2 separate regions of the Homo sapiens genome follow, and region 1 is linked to region 2. Evidence: chromatin contacts called from ENCODE Hi-C or POLR2A ChIA-PET data. All regions are on one chromosome and are shown on one strand. The core of a region is the stretch at or near the end of the contact, and the rest is flanking DNA. Distances in the headings are between cores, read along the strand shown. Region 1 overlaps TIAM1 (TIAM Rac1 associated GEF 1). Region 2 overlaps TIAM1 (TIAM Rac1 associated GEF 1).

The links. Hi-C counts contacts between places; a loop is a spot of excess contacts on that map. ChIA-PET counts read pairs that join two places held with the same protein, here RNA polymerase II (POLR2A). Pooled maps may share reads with other maps.
Region 1: a loop to region 2 is called in a pooled map, with 3 times the contacts of the local background. The contact joins two enhancer-like sites. A Hi-C loop is called at or near these places in 3 of 168 maps with a recorded cell type or tissue (endothelial cell of hepatic sinusoid, head of caudate nucleus and posterior cingulate gyrus), 2 of 37 single-sample maps with no recorded cell type and 8 of 50 pooled maps. POLR2A ChIA-PET finds 5 or more read pairs at or near these places in 4 of 52 experiments (GM12878, IMR-90, MCF 10A and 1 more).

What each region holds. Positions count from the first base shown.
Region 1 is chr21:31,324,431-31,331,410 of GRCh38, forward strand. All of the region lies in intron 2 of TIAM1 (TIAM Rac1 associated GEF 1), which reads right to left. Among named protein-coding and RNA genes, the nearest start is that of TIAM1, 16 kb to the right of the region's middle. RefSeq lists a silencer at 4,970-5,170. Within about 2 kb of position 2,606, at least 3 of the 41 ENCODE cell types and tissues checked have a DNase peak (open chromatin) inside an H3K27ac peak, as active enhancers do.
Region 2 is chr21:31,217,118-31,224,599 of GRCh38, forward strand. TIAM1 (TIAM Rac1 associated GEF 1) reads right to left here. Exons shown (of 28, transcript NM_001353694.2): 8 at 6,289-6,474; 9 at 436-582. Among named protein-coding and RNA genes, the nearest start is that of TIAM1, 120 kb to the right of the region's middle. Within about 2 kb of position 2,199, at least 7 of the 41 ENCODE cell types and tissues checked have a DNase peak (open chromatin) inside an H3K27ac peak, as active enhancers do.

The DNA.
Region 1 (6,980 bases), core at 1,356-3,855, 110 kb after region 2:
TTGACACTTGTAGAGGACCTACTGTAAGTCAGACGCTGAAGAAGTTTCTTAATTTTCTGACAATTCTATCAGGAAAGTACTTGTCCCCATTTATAAATGAAGAATCCAAAGCACAGAGAACTCAGGCAACTTATCCAAGGCCACACAGCCTGTAAGTGATGGAGCTAGTGATTTTTATTCCCACAGTGCTGCTCTCAGCCATCTTTTCTGCCTGTAACCTTTCAGACAGCTGCCTCTAGCCTACCTCTGAATTCTAGGATTCCATCCACAGGGCCCCTAACATTGCCAAAAGCAAAGAGATTAACTGCCCAACTAGAATATGTGACATTCAGGCTGGAGACAAAGATTTTGGCTTGATTTGGTTTCCAAACAACAAAATCATTTCTTTAAGTATTTCAAAAATGTTTAAGAAATATTTTGGTAATGTTTCCCTGTACTGCCCCCAAAGTACAGGGAAATGGTGAATACCTACTCCATACCAGCATCCCTCAGTAGGACCACAAGGGTAAACAATGAGTACACCAACACTGTAATAACCAAAGGAAAGAACAGAAGTATTTTTTTACAGGCCAGGCACGGTGGCTCACACCTGTAATCCCAGCACTTTGGGAGGCCGAGGCAGGCAGATCACTTGAGCCCAGGAGTTCGAGACCAGCCTGGACAACATGGCAAGACCCCATCTCTACAAAAAAAAAATACAAAAATTAGCCAGGAATGGTGGTGTGCAGCCGTAGTCCCACCTACTCAGGAGGCAGAGGTAGGAAGACCACTTGAGCCTAGGAGGTGGAGGTGCGGTAAGCTGTGATCAATCATGCCACTGCACTCTAGCCTGGGTGACAGAGGGAGGCCCTGTCTCAAAAAAAAAAAAAAATTAGTTTTTAGTTTCATACTACTAGAGAAGAATCATGGAAAGATACATTCTCATAGAGTATGTTTTTAGAATTTACTCAGAAGGGGCCAGGTGCAGTGGCTCATGCCTATAATCCCAGCACTTTGGGATGCCGAGGCAGGTGGATCACTTGAGGTCAGGAGTTCGAGACCAGCCTGGCCAACACGGCAAAACCCTGTCTTTACTAAAAATAAAATAATTAGCCAGGTGTAGTGGCGCTCACCTGTAATCCCAGCTACTCGGGAAGCTGAGGCATGAGAAACACTTGAACCCGGGATGCAGAGGTTGCAGTGAGCCAAGATGGCACCACTGCACTCCAGCCTGGGCGACAGAGCAAGACTCTGACTCAAAAAAAAAAAAAAAGAATGTATACAGAAGAAGGTTCATCTAAAATAACATAAATATTCATCATGTATCTGGGGAAATATAGATACATTTCTACCTTTTAAGTCAAAAAGCTGGAAAGAAACCAGCCATCAGTGAGTTAAGAGGTGTCACACGGAGGGGGCATTGAAGAACCCACACTTTTCAATATTTTTCCCCTTTACTGTTTACTTTCACATGCAACTGCGAATAAAAGCAGTAGATATACTACACACTGGCATTTAGAAATTGTTTAAAATGGAGCTAAAGACATTACATTTAAAATTGAAGAAGAGCATCCCTTTGCAAACCAACCGTGTTTCTCACGCCCTCCAGACCCTCCAGACCCTGCTGAGGCCTCTGCTTTTCCACTGTCAGGCAGAGTCCCCCTGGAGCAAAACTGCTGTGCATCTGAACACCCTGACCCCAGCGAGACCCCAACTCCCCTCCCGCAGGTGAGCCACTGAATTCCTCACCTATTAATGACATGTCCTGATTTTGTTTGGTTTTGTTCTGTTCCATTTTTCTTATAGAATGCCCCATTCTCTAGGAATGGAGTTGAGCAGCTGCCACTCTGTCCTCTGATCAAAGTTATGGTCCTCTCCTGTCTTCCTGTTGTCCCAGCTCACCTGAGAGACTTTCTGGGAAGAGACTCTTAGAGGGAAGGGGAGTACTATGGCATTCATGGAGAATCCCCAGTGACCAGCTTGGAAGGCAGCTGAAATTTTCAAAGGAACTTCCTGCCTATCTGTATCCCAAACTAAAAAGATAGAAAGAAAACCAAACAGCTTTACCAGTTAACAATACCATCCTTCAGTGCACACCATCAGACTCCAAATAATCCATATTAAGTGGTAAAAGCCCATGAACTGGAAAGAAAGAAGGCTTCTGCAATGACAACAACAAAAAGATAGGGCAAGTCCCTAGTATCTCAGGGTATTCCCCACGCCCTGCAGATGTGCGTGATCATACACTTCCCACCAGGTAATACTCGGGAAGTATTTAAGATGCTAGATGAAAGGCATTTGTTACCCAGGGGCAATCCCCCTAAGTTTCTTGCAGTGGTGATTAAAGCGATTGCCCTCCATCCCTTCCCTACCTTCCAGTGATGTGAGGTTTAACTAATGTGCACTTGGGGTTTTAAGATCCCTAGATGAAAAGAGGACCAGATGTGAAAGTTATTATTATTTTGTTCAAAGTAGACGGGTATACTAACATCTGTGGGCAAGTTTACCACACGCCACTTAAAACAGGCTAACAGGGTCATATGCCAAAACGTTCAGGTTTGCATTTTTGAAAAGCTCAGAGATCTGACAGATGTGTTCCGGCCGCGATTTAACATGCGGCTCCAGTGAGAAGGAAGCAGATATGACAAATGGTTCACTTATTTCAGAACTAAAACCCCAGAGGAGCAGCCTGAGCCAAAAAGGGAAGTGATCAATGGAAAAGACGGTCGAATCTGCTCACAGGCAAGGCAAGGGGGCAACACAGAGCATGTGCAGGGAGGAGGAGCTTTCTGTTTGGAAGGTAAATGAAACACTGGGCTGCAGAGAACCCGAAATTATCTTCAAGCATTTTTTAGCCACGCTTGAACTCATTCTAGAATTCATCAGCTAAGTACCCTTATAGGATAAAAAGTCCCTTTCTTCATCTTCTATAAAGAAAGAGATCTGTGGGCTGGGCGCAGTGGCTCATGCCTGTAATCTCAACACTTTGGGAGGCTGAGGTGGGCAGATCATTTGAGGTCAGGAGTTCGAGACCAATCTGGCCAACATAGCAAAACCCATCTCTACTAAAAATAGAAAAAATTAGCCTGGTGTGGTGATGCACACCTGTGATCCCAGCTACTTGGGAGGCTGAGGCATGAGAATCGCTTGAACCCAGGAGAGGCAGAGGTTGCAGTGAGCTGAGATGTGCCACTGCACTCCAGCCTGGGCAACAGAGTGAAACGCCGCCATCTCAAAAAAAAAAAAAAAAAAAGGAAAGAAAAGAAAACAGAAAAGAAGAAAAAAGATTTGTGCCTAGAGAAATTGCAAAAATAAAGACCACCCCACCATCACCCTGCACCAGTAGGATCCAGACTGTGTGAGCAATAAGAAAGTCTAATCGATGCCCAAACACAGGCTTACTGAGAACCATGGTCCACATGAAATGGTGCGTAGTCTCCTCCCAACGCAGCTGTCAGGGAGAACCTATGGACCTAAACCAGATCGTGTCTCCCTAGTCCTATCCACAACCCTCAAAGGCTTCCCATCTCACCAGCAGTCCCGCAGACCCTGCCCTGACGACCCTCCTCTGTCTTCATCTCCTTGGCTCTCCCACTTTGCTCTTTCCACCCAAACTTCCAACATGCCCAGCCCAGCCCTCTGCCCTCTGCCTCGATGCTCCCTCTGTCAGCACAGGGCTCGCTTCCTCAACCCCTTGCCATCTTGGCTCCAATGTCACCCATGCAGTGGGGCCTTCCTAACTCCCCTATGTTCAAAAGCTCAAACACCCAACACTTCCTTGCTTCAAGGGCCTCCACTGTAACAATCACCTTCCCACATGGTACATGTTGTAACTACAGTCGCCATTCCCTATCCACGGGTTCAGTATCCATGGCTTCCATATCTGTGGACTCAACCAACCGTAGATCAAAAATATTCAAAATAAATCAAGAAATGATTGTGCCTGTACTTAACACGTACATATTTTATTTTATTTTTTGAGACAAGGTGTCACTCTGTCGCCCAGGCTGGAAAGCAGCAGCACAATCACGGCTCACTGCAGCCTCAGCTTCCTAGGCTCACATGATCCTCCCACCTCAGCCTCCTGAGTAGCTGGGAACACAGGCACACGGCACCACGACTGGCTTATTATTATTTTTTTTTTTTATTTTGCTCTAAGTTCTGGGATACATGTGCAGAACGTGCAGGTTGGTTACACAGGTATACATGTGCCATGGTGGTTTGCTGCACCGATCAACCCGTCATCTAGGTTTTAAGGCCCGCATGCATTAGGTATTTGTCCTAATGCTCTCCCTCCCCTTGACCCCCACCCCCCGACAGGCCCAGGTGTGTGATGCTCCCCTCCCTGTGTCCATGTGTTCTCATTGATCAGCTCCCACTTATGAGTGATAACCTGTGGTGAATTTTTCTATTTTTTGTAGAGATGGGGTCTCGCTATGTTGCTCAGACTGGTCTCGAACTCCCAGGCTCAAGTGATATTCCTGCCTTGGCCTCCCAAAGTGCTGGAATTACAGGTGTGAGCTACCATACCCAGCCCAGACATTTTTTCTTGTCATCATTCCCTAAACAATACAGTATAACAACTATTACCTAGCATTTATTTTGTTTTAGGTATCCGGAGATGATTTCAAATGTGTGGAAGGATGTGCCTAAATTATATGCAAATGCTATGCCATTTTCCAAAAGAGATTAAGCATCTATGGATTTTGGTGTCCTCAGGGCAGGGAGGGGATGTCCTGGAACGAACCCCCCACAAATACGCAGGGACAACATCTCTTGATATTGTCTGTATCCAGAATGTCAGTTCCCTGAGGGTAAGGATGCTTCCCAGCCTTCTGCCCTATTGTCTCCTTACTACCTGCAACTGAGCACGTGAACGCAGTGAACACACAGATGCTGACTTCAAAAGTCAAAGACAACCCGCAAGAAGAAACGCTGAGGTCGGCTCCCAGAAAAATCCTCGTAACTGCTCACTTTCGTGCTAAGGTGCCTGTGCACACAGTCCTGACGACTCCTTGTGGGAAGGGTGATAAGACTGAGGCAGGATTTGAGCATTTCTGGTCCCCAGGTCACAGTACATTCAAATACGACCAAATCCCTGCTGTCCGTAACCACCCTTGATGCAGGAAAGTGTGGCTAACACGGCATCTACCATATGAATCAGCTCACCAGAAAATGCATCCTTAGTGTCCACAGCGCAGCACATGGCCAGAAGGAAGAAAACAGGAACATGAAGTCAGTGCTTTCACAGCTATGAAGCCGCCAGGGAAAATCCCATTCTTAGAGTATCAGAGCCTCCTGCTTGATGAGGGATTCTCCCCTGCTGCCCAGTGACTGCTGCCCAAGCCGACAGGCTGCAAAGAACTTCAAGAAGTACTATAGGTCAAAAGACACTTTACTAGATGTCATGAGTAGAATGCAGTGCTGTGTCTCCTCAATTTGGTTTGAATGTTGTTGCTGTTTCATAATACCATTTTATAGAGCAGTTTAAGGTTCACAGCAAAATTACGCAGAAAGCACAGAGATTTCCCATATACCTCCTGCCCCACACGCACAGCCTCCCGACTACCAAGATCTTTCAACAGAATGGTCTGTTTGTTGCAATCAATAAACATATATTGACACATCATTATTACCCAAAGTCCATAGTTCACATTAGGGTTCAGTCTTGGAGCTGTAGATTCCATGGCTTTGGATGAATGTATAATGACATGTATCTACCATCACAGTCTCATACAGAGTAGTTTCACCACCCTGGGAGCACCAGTCCTGTGTGCCCTGCCTGTTCATCCCTCTCTCCTCCCTAGCCCCTGGCAACCACCTTGATGGTTCTTCCATGTTCTTTCATGACTAGCTCATTTCTTTTCAGTGCTGAATAATATTCCATTATCTGGATGTACCACAGTTTATACATTCACTTACTGAAGGGCATCTTGGTCGTTTCCAAGTTTCCAATAAACCTGCCATAAACATCCGTGTGCAGAGTTGTTTTTGGTTTTTTGCATGGTTCTTTGTATTTTTTGTTTGTTTTTGTTTTTCTTTTTTGGGGGACAGAGTTTCCCTCTGTAGCCCAGGCTGGAGTACAGTGGTGCAATCTCAGCTCACTGCAACCTCCCCATCCCAGGCTCAAGTGATTCTCATGCCTTAGCCTCCCAAGTAGCTGGGATTACAGGCATGCGCCACCACGCCTGGCTAATTTTTGTATTTTTGTGGAGTTGGGGTTTCACCATGTTGGCCAGGCTGGTCTCGAACTCCTGACCTCAAGTGATCTACCTGCCTCAGCCTCCCAAGGTTCTCTGTATGTTTTTAATAGCAGTTTGGTGTGGGGAGACACACCGAAAGAGAAATGCAAAGAATGACCTTAGTGAGTTAGAGACAAAATAGACTTCATACTCTCCAAGAAAGTCCCTCTTTCTAAGAACACTTTTGAGAAGTTAAATTTGGCAAAGAATTCTAGTGTTAGTTTTATATACACATGCATCCATTTCTAATACTATGATTTTTTTTCAAGCACTTCAGATGGATTTATAAACTCGGAAAGGTAAAATGTGATTTGAACATTTTCTTTTGTCCCTATTAAATAAACATGTCCGTGGAACTTCGCTGTAGATTCCATTATACTTAGGCTATGTTTTCCCAACTGGTACTACCAGCCCACGTGTTCTCTGAGGGATCCACTGTTGTGACATACAGAGCCAGTGCTAAAAAAAACAAAAATGCTGGGTTGAATGCATTTCAAAGATTCAACCAAGTAGTCAACGAAGATGATGACAAACTGTAAAACAAAGATGCCTACAAATTTCTGGACACAGGAGTAGAAATGAATTATGAAAGTAAGCATCCATCCCACCAATTATGTCTCAAAATCCATATATAATTATTAAACTGAAGTTGCAAAACTGTAGGCATCTCAAGGCAGATAGGTTCATCCTTTGGAAAAGGGGAGCTCACCACATCAAACACAGCCTGCAGGCCCATAGGCCCAACCAGCCACAATGACT
Region 2 (7,482 bases), core at 949-3,448:
AATCACTTGAATCAGGGAGGTGGAGGTTGCAGTCAGCCAAGATTGTGCCACTGCACTCCAGCCTGGTGACAGAGCGAGACTCTGTCTCCAAAAAAAAAAAAAGACTGCACTCAGGTACCCACTTGGCTTCATTGCAGAGCCCTGCTTTTTCCTGAAGACTCAGGGTGAATTGTGCGCTTTGAGTAGGTCTGTAATTAATGAGGGTTTGGAAAGGATGCAGGTGGGAAACTGCAGCTTGGTGATAGACTAATAGCAGAGTTCAATGTTATGGGTATGCATTATCTATTAAAAGTGTCTAGCACAGCTAGTTTCTTTGTGCCAACTAGTTGATTTTAAATAACACTCGGCCTCACTGAAGAAACACACACACCCCAAATTGAGGTGGCCACAGAAGTGATTTGTGCGGGCTCACTTTTCATCTGCTCTGGAACCTACCTGATTGATGCTTGGCCGTCCCTGCTTCTTTTTGGAGGTAGTATCCAGACCCCACAGAGAAGAAAACCTGCTCCTTCGCTTGCTCGCGGATCTGGACATGGCCTGAGTACGTCTTCTCACTCCAGTTTCACCAGTGCGTGCTGCCACCTGAGGATGGCAAGGACAAGCAGCCACAAGGGAGATGCATCAGGACCACCCACTTGTGCCTTGAGGTCCCCGTAAGTCCCACCCTTCAAAAAACCCTCCTCCATCATGCCAGCCAACCCTGACCCCAATGCCTAAAGTATTCAATCCATGACCCAGACATATTGGGACTTTGAGAGCCCTTCATGGATTCAGAATGGAAATGAAAAGCTGGCAAATTCAATCCTTGTTTGAAATCATCAGCAAAAATACATAATATAGGAATAAAATATATGTTCTGTTTCCAAAAATGACATGTCCTTCTGGTCACAGGCTTGAACTACAGCAAGGGAAATGAGCCAGGCTTTCTCTCCAAATGCTACAGAGCTGTTTCTGCATTCTATTGAAAAATGGTGCTAAAGCGTCAGCAACAATAGTGGAAAAACAACAGATTTTGGTTCCTGGGTTTCCAGGTTAAATCTAAAATTACCAATCTCTACTATTTTGTTTTCTTAGGATATATAAAATCACGTTTTAAAATCAGACGAGTGATCATTGGCCCCCAATATCCATTCTCTATTCCATCTTAGTCAGAAAAATCTCAAATGTAGGCCAGGTGCGGTGGCTCATGCCTGTAATCCCAGCACTTTAGGAGGCAGATGCAGGCAGATCACCTGAGGTCAGGAGTTCGAGACCAGCCTGGCCAACATGGTGAAACCCTGTCTTAACTAAAAAATACAAAAATCAGCTGGGCACAGTGACAGGCACCTGTAATCCTAGCTACTTGGGAAGCTGAGACAGGAGAATTGCTTGAACCCAGGAGATGGAGGTTGCAGTGAGCTGAGAACACGCCACTGCACTCTAGCCTGGGCGACAGAACGAGACTCTTTCTCAAAAAAAAAAGCGGGGGGTGGGGAATCTCATATGTAAGTGAGCATGCAGCCACTGAGTCCAAGATGACTTATTTTCCTTGCAGTAGGGCATGGATTGGGCTTAAGTCCTGGTCAATGGCATACAAGCAAAAAATATTTGCAACTTCCAGGAACTGTGCTCAATGGGAGGGGGCTTTCTGTTATTCTTTCCGCTATCCTATCTGTTTTCTTTTTCCTGATAAAAGGAAGGTCTGTGTTGTGGTCTAGGATGTCCCTACCTAAGCCTTTTCAAGGATGGCAGAATAACAAGACAAAAGGGACTGGGCTCACTGAAGATGAAGGCACCTTACCAGACTTGCATCACTTACATGTCCTATGTTTAGGTAAATGGGAAAGAAAACTTGTATTTTTTTGTTGAACAAAAGCTAAACTCTGTCGAGGTATTACAATGTGCCAGCAACCCAGAGAAGCATTTCCTTTTTTTTTTTTTTTTTTTTTTTTTTTGACGGAGTCTCGCTCTGTCACCCAGGCTGGAGTCCAGTGGAGCGATTCCAGAGAAGCATTTCACAAGGGAACACCCTAAATGTAAATCTGTCACCAGGATAATTGCTCAAGTAGAATCTCCACAAGGACTCCAGAAAGTCCTCCCAGGCAAAACATTCAGGCTTGAACTTTATCCTACCAGGTGGCAAGCAAAGTCCCAGGAATTTAAGGGAACTTCTGCCAGAAGGTCTCCATGGGCCACCCACCCGCTCGCCTTTCAAAAAAGGGAGTGGCAGGAGGAACAGCGAGTCAGACTTGAAATGAAACTTCTCCACCCACTCTTTTGTTGCCAGAGGTGAATGTCTTGGAACCTACTTGTAGATTCCCACACAGGCAACTCCCAATGTGACAGATGCCAATTGGCAGCAATGCAGGGGATGAGGCACTGTTGGTAACATGAGGGGCCTCCCCAGCAGTCAGCGTGTTGGTTGGAAGGCACGCCCCTCTGGGGCTTCAGTACTGACAATGTAAACACCGCAGAAGCCCCACGGGTGGCAGGGACCCCTACGTACATTAAAAACAGGAATCAAAACGGCTTCTCTACAAGGGTATTAGAGGGAAGGTTTTTGGACCCAAACAAAAATAGGAAGATGAGGGAGCTGAGAGGTCTTGCATTTTGCATTTTCTCAGCTTAGCACGTTAAAAAAACAAAACAAAACAAAAAAAAACCCCAGATCAGGGCATAGAAAAATGTGGTATCCAAGACACTGGTGAGAATTTTCATGAGAAAGATCTTAATCTAAGATTACACCGGAGGTGTCACAGGGAACAAAATCACAAGACAAACACACCGTAAAATATGTAAAAATTTTCTCTTCTCTATTTTCATCACTTTCTCAGTTAAAGGTAAACAAAGGTTGTAAAAGGAATAAATTATAACATGCAGACATGCATATGCTCACATGACTATGTCAACACTGAATAAATGGTGTTAAAAATTTTTAAATTCTAGAGGAAAAAAATGTCCATTTGGCCTCACAGTCATATAGTCATTTTATAAATAAATCCAGTCATTAACAGTGACACATACATAGAGGCAACCGTATAAAATACGTCGACATATATTACTGTTTGCTTTCTTCATACACACAGCAATACCTGTACTTACTGTGTCTAGTTAATTGTTTACTTATTTCTTACCCTTCTCTCCCACAAGAATATAAGCTTCAAGAGGACAGGATCTCTGCGCTGTTCACTATAGTCCTAATCACAAGGATAAAACTGACGGATGCCAGGCACTTACATACATTTGTTGCTTGAACAAATAAATACATAAATACCACAAAGCAAAAGCACATCCTATATAACACGGTGACAACAATGGGTGCATCACACCAACACGGCACATGTATACATATGTAACAAACCTGCACGTTGTGCACATGTACCCTAGAACTTAAAGTATAATGTAAAAAAAAGAAAGAAAAAAGAAAACTCTTCAGTTTACAATTTCCAGACAAAGACAGCATGAAAGAGAAATTCATACACCCATAAATATTCTCAGTTATCAGCTGACTAGTTAGTTTAGTCTGTTTAACAAACACTTTACTTAAGTTTCTTATAAGCAGTAATTCTAAATTGCTTGGGGCCTTGTAAACTGCAAAAGTAACCACTATCCCCAAGACAATAATGACTCAAAATGAGCAAAGGGATTTAGAAAAAGGGCTGGCAGAAGAACTGCTGGACCAGAGCTCAAGAGTTTCCCAATGATCTTTGCCCAGACAATGCCTCCCTTTGTGGCCTGAACCTGATTACTCTATCATTCTGCTCATCTGTGCAAACAAGAACAATGATAACCTTCTTTCAAAGAGTACAGCGAGGACCCTTCAGTTAATTACTGCAAATCACTCAGCATTATGGGAAGCTTTCTCAGTGAATGCTACTTCAATTGTAGCTCCCCAATCTACCCAGCCCTGTTACCCTCACACCTCCTCCTTCCTCCTCCCCCACTAAAAAGAAGAAAAAAAATTTCTGGACAAAGACTAAATTGAAGAATGTTTCAACCCCAAGGAGAAAAAAAATCCCAGGGGTCAAATGACAAGGAGAGGAGGGAAAGAAAATAAGAGTTCCTAATAAATCAGACTGCAAAATTCCCTGCCCGGGATCTTCCACAGGAGCTAAAGCAACAAATAGGAACAGACACCCAACAGGCTCGCCTGACTTGTTCCGGCTGAAATGAAACCCCTCATAGAAAAGAGAAGTTGCAGGAACATATTGAAACACCCAGACTTGTATCACTGACAAAGCGAGCAAAAACCCAAGAAAGGAACAGAGAGTTGAACGTATGGACTTCAATGTTCTTTAAAACCACTGACCAAAACACCTCAGAGTAACTAACTCTCCCATCCCCATCTTCAGCTGGCCAAATTTTAATAGCCTGCCCCCCTGAAAGAAAAGTACACACACATCACAGACATTGAGATGAAGGAAATTAGAGGGTCCGAAGATGAATTATGGAAGAGTAAAACGGTAACCTTCTCAGGGAGGCTGCGCCCAGTGGCTTTGAAGAAAATAATGAAAGCATACAAGTTTTAGGGAGAAAGCAAAATTATTTTCTCCAAAATCTAGCAAGGTACAGTAAGAGGAGGAAGCCACTTCGATGCTCCGGGTTTGGTATTAATACAGATGGTACCTCGATGACATCACGAGTTCCCTTCATAAAAATGCGTCCTCAATGGATGATATTCTGACAAGGAGATAAAGAAGAATTTCTATCCTAGTTTTTTTGTTTATTTTTGTTTTGCAGAATAGGCGAACTGAGATTTGGCTAAGTTAAAAATTGGTGTCCAGGTCTCCAAGAAATAGATCTGGAGTCAAAAACTGAAAACGTTTTGTAAGTTTATTCAACACAGCACTTTGTCCCACCACTACTGAAAAAACAGGATTTAATAGCTGTATGGAGAGGTGGTAGCCAGGGAGACCAAGAGCTGAGCTGTAATTAGCAGAACAAATCAGGATGCCAGTTTTAATAACTCCAGAAATTGGTTTAAGACTTCTTTAAAAATGTAAATCTACCCCTAATTATCTGAATGATGATGCTAATCTATTTATAAAGAATACAAACGCCTCTGACTGAATTATAGCTCTGAATGCAATTGAAGGGTACAGCTGACAAAGCAAGAGAAGAACAGCACAGCTAAGGTTTTACAAAGCAGTTTCTGGAACCTGAGACTTAACATTTAATTCTCTAGCAAATGTGCTAAGGTGCAGTACATTCTAAGTGGGTGTCGACTTGGAAAGACTAAAACCATGTTACTCATACAGCAATTTTTGAGAAGGAGCCAAAAGTACACAAAGCTGCTCGCAATTTAGCAAGTACATGAAATTACAGATTATAAACACACAACACAACTATACAATCTGCCGCTCTAGAGGTCAGATGGAAATTCCCTTCCTCAAGCAATGCATATATGTTCAGCTGGCGAATCACAGAGTTCTTCGCCTTGCTCTAATGCATCGGGTATTCGTGGTCATCAAAACAATGGTAAAAATAAAGTGAAATGGAGAGCTCCAAAGAGATCTGTGTTCCATATATGGTGTATGTGTGTATGTATGTGTGTGTATATATACATACATGTACACATACATATATATATATATATATATATATATATATATTTTTTTTTTTTTTTTTTTTTTTTTTTTGAGACAGAGTCTCACTTTGTCACCCAGGCTGGAGTGCAGTGGTGCGACCTTGGTTCACTGTGACAACCTCCTCCTAGGTTCAAGCGATTCTCAGGCTTCAGCCTCCTGAGTAGCTGGGATTACAGGTGTATGTCACCACACCCAGGTAATTTCTGTACACTTAATAGAGACAGGGTTTCACCATGTTGGCCAGGTTGGTCTCGAACTCCTGACCTCAGGTGATCCACCTGCGTCGGCCTCCCAAAGTGCTGGGATTACAGGCATGAGTCACTGCGCCCAGCCTGAGAATGCATTGATGTATGAGAGTGAGCACTCCACTCACCATTCCCACCAAGTTTATATAAAAAATATGTATTTGGGTTCCAAACATGACACTGTCTAAAGATGACAAGAGCTATCAACAAATACTACATGTGAACAGCGCTGAAGATGGTACCCTTCATATTTCCTTTGCACAATAGCTTAGGCCCCCCCATCAAGAGATAGATGCTTAAGTAATATATTCCAGACAGGTTTAAATGGAAATTTGCATCCACTGCAAAGGGAGGGCATTTCAGAAATCCATACACAGCAGGAAGCTCGAAAAACACTTAGGAGACTCTTGTCAAGTCCTGCTCAGGATTAAGCGTCAAGCTTAATGTTTTTCAAAAATTCATTAGCTTCTACTCACCAGGGCATGAAACGATGATACCGAAAAGATTCCAAGGCGGCCCATGGCCACTTTCGTTGGTCGACTTGCAAAAGCGAGAAGCCTTTTGGGGTTTGGCAGCTCCCCACCCTGAAGGCTGGCTAAATAACAGCGGAAACGAAACAGGTCCATTTGGAACTGCTCGAGATTTTGCTCCCAGACAAAGATCTATGGTAGTGAAAACACGGGAAAAGAAAAAGTGAGAAAATGGGAAACAAATGCTAATATCTTTATCCTATACAGATCTATATGTCGTAAAGGCATTCATTATAATCCTAAGGAATAAACAACAGGTACCTAAGTTTCTTAGTTACTTATGTTTCTTCTGCAAGATCTATAGCCATAAATTCAGCATCATAAATAGAAAGTGACAAGTTCCTCTGTTCCCTCCTATCTTGGAGTTCGTACTGGGGGCATGATAGGTCTATCAACTCCAAGATCTGGACCACAAACTCTAGACTCCAGAAGTAAAAATGTAGAGATTTCCATCACCAAAGAACTATATGACTTAACAAGAGGTAGGTTTTCATACAAAGAAAAGTGAGACGAATGAAAGGCTAGAAGCAATGGACCAAGTGCTTTTGGGAAGAGCGGGGTAGCCCGGAACACAGGGTGGAAGTGGAACACAAGATGGTGGAGACCCAGACTCTGGAATACAAAGTTCCAACTGTAGCATGTCTCTGAGACATTCCCTTATTTTTCAAAGTGGCAAAATAATAACTACCTCCTTAGGCTGTTGGGATGTTTGAAAAAGATAATACAAGCATAAGTACAAGGTCTGGCATAGAGTGAAGGTGCAGTGATGCTGACAATGGTACAGATAATGAGGAATGGTTGAAATCTCCCTTTTTGCTTCAACAAAATATATATCACTGTACACACATGTTCATAGCAGCACTGTTTGCAAAAGGTGGAAACAGCTTGAATGTCCATCAAGAAATGGCCAATAAACAAACCATGGTGTATACGTACAACCAGAACCCAGGAGTAAAGTGCTGATGTATGCTACCATGTGTATCCACCTCCAAAACATGAAGCTCAGGGAAGGAGCCGGACACAAAAGGCCACGTACTGTGCAATTCCATTCATATGAAATATCTAGAATAGGCAAATCCATGAAGACAGAGTGCCGGGGGCAGAGAGGAGCAACTGCTTCACAGGTACAGGGTTACATTT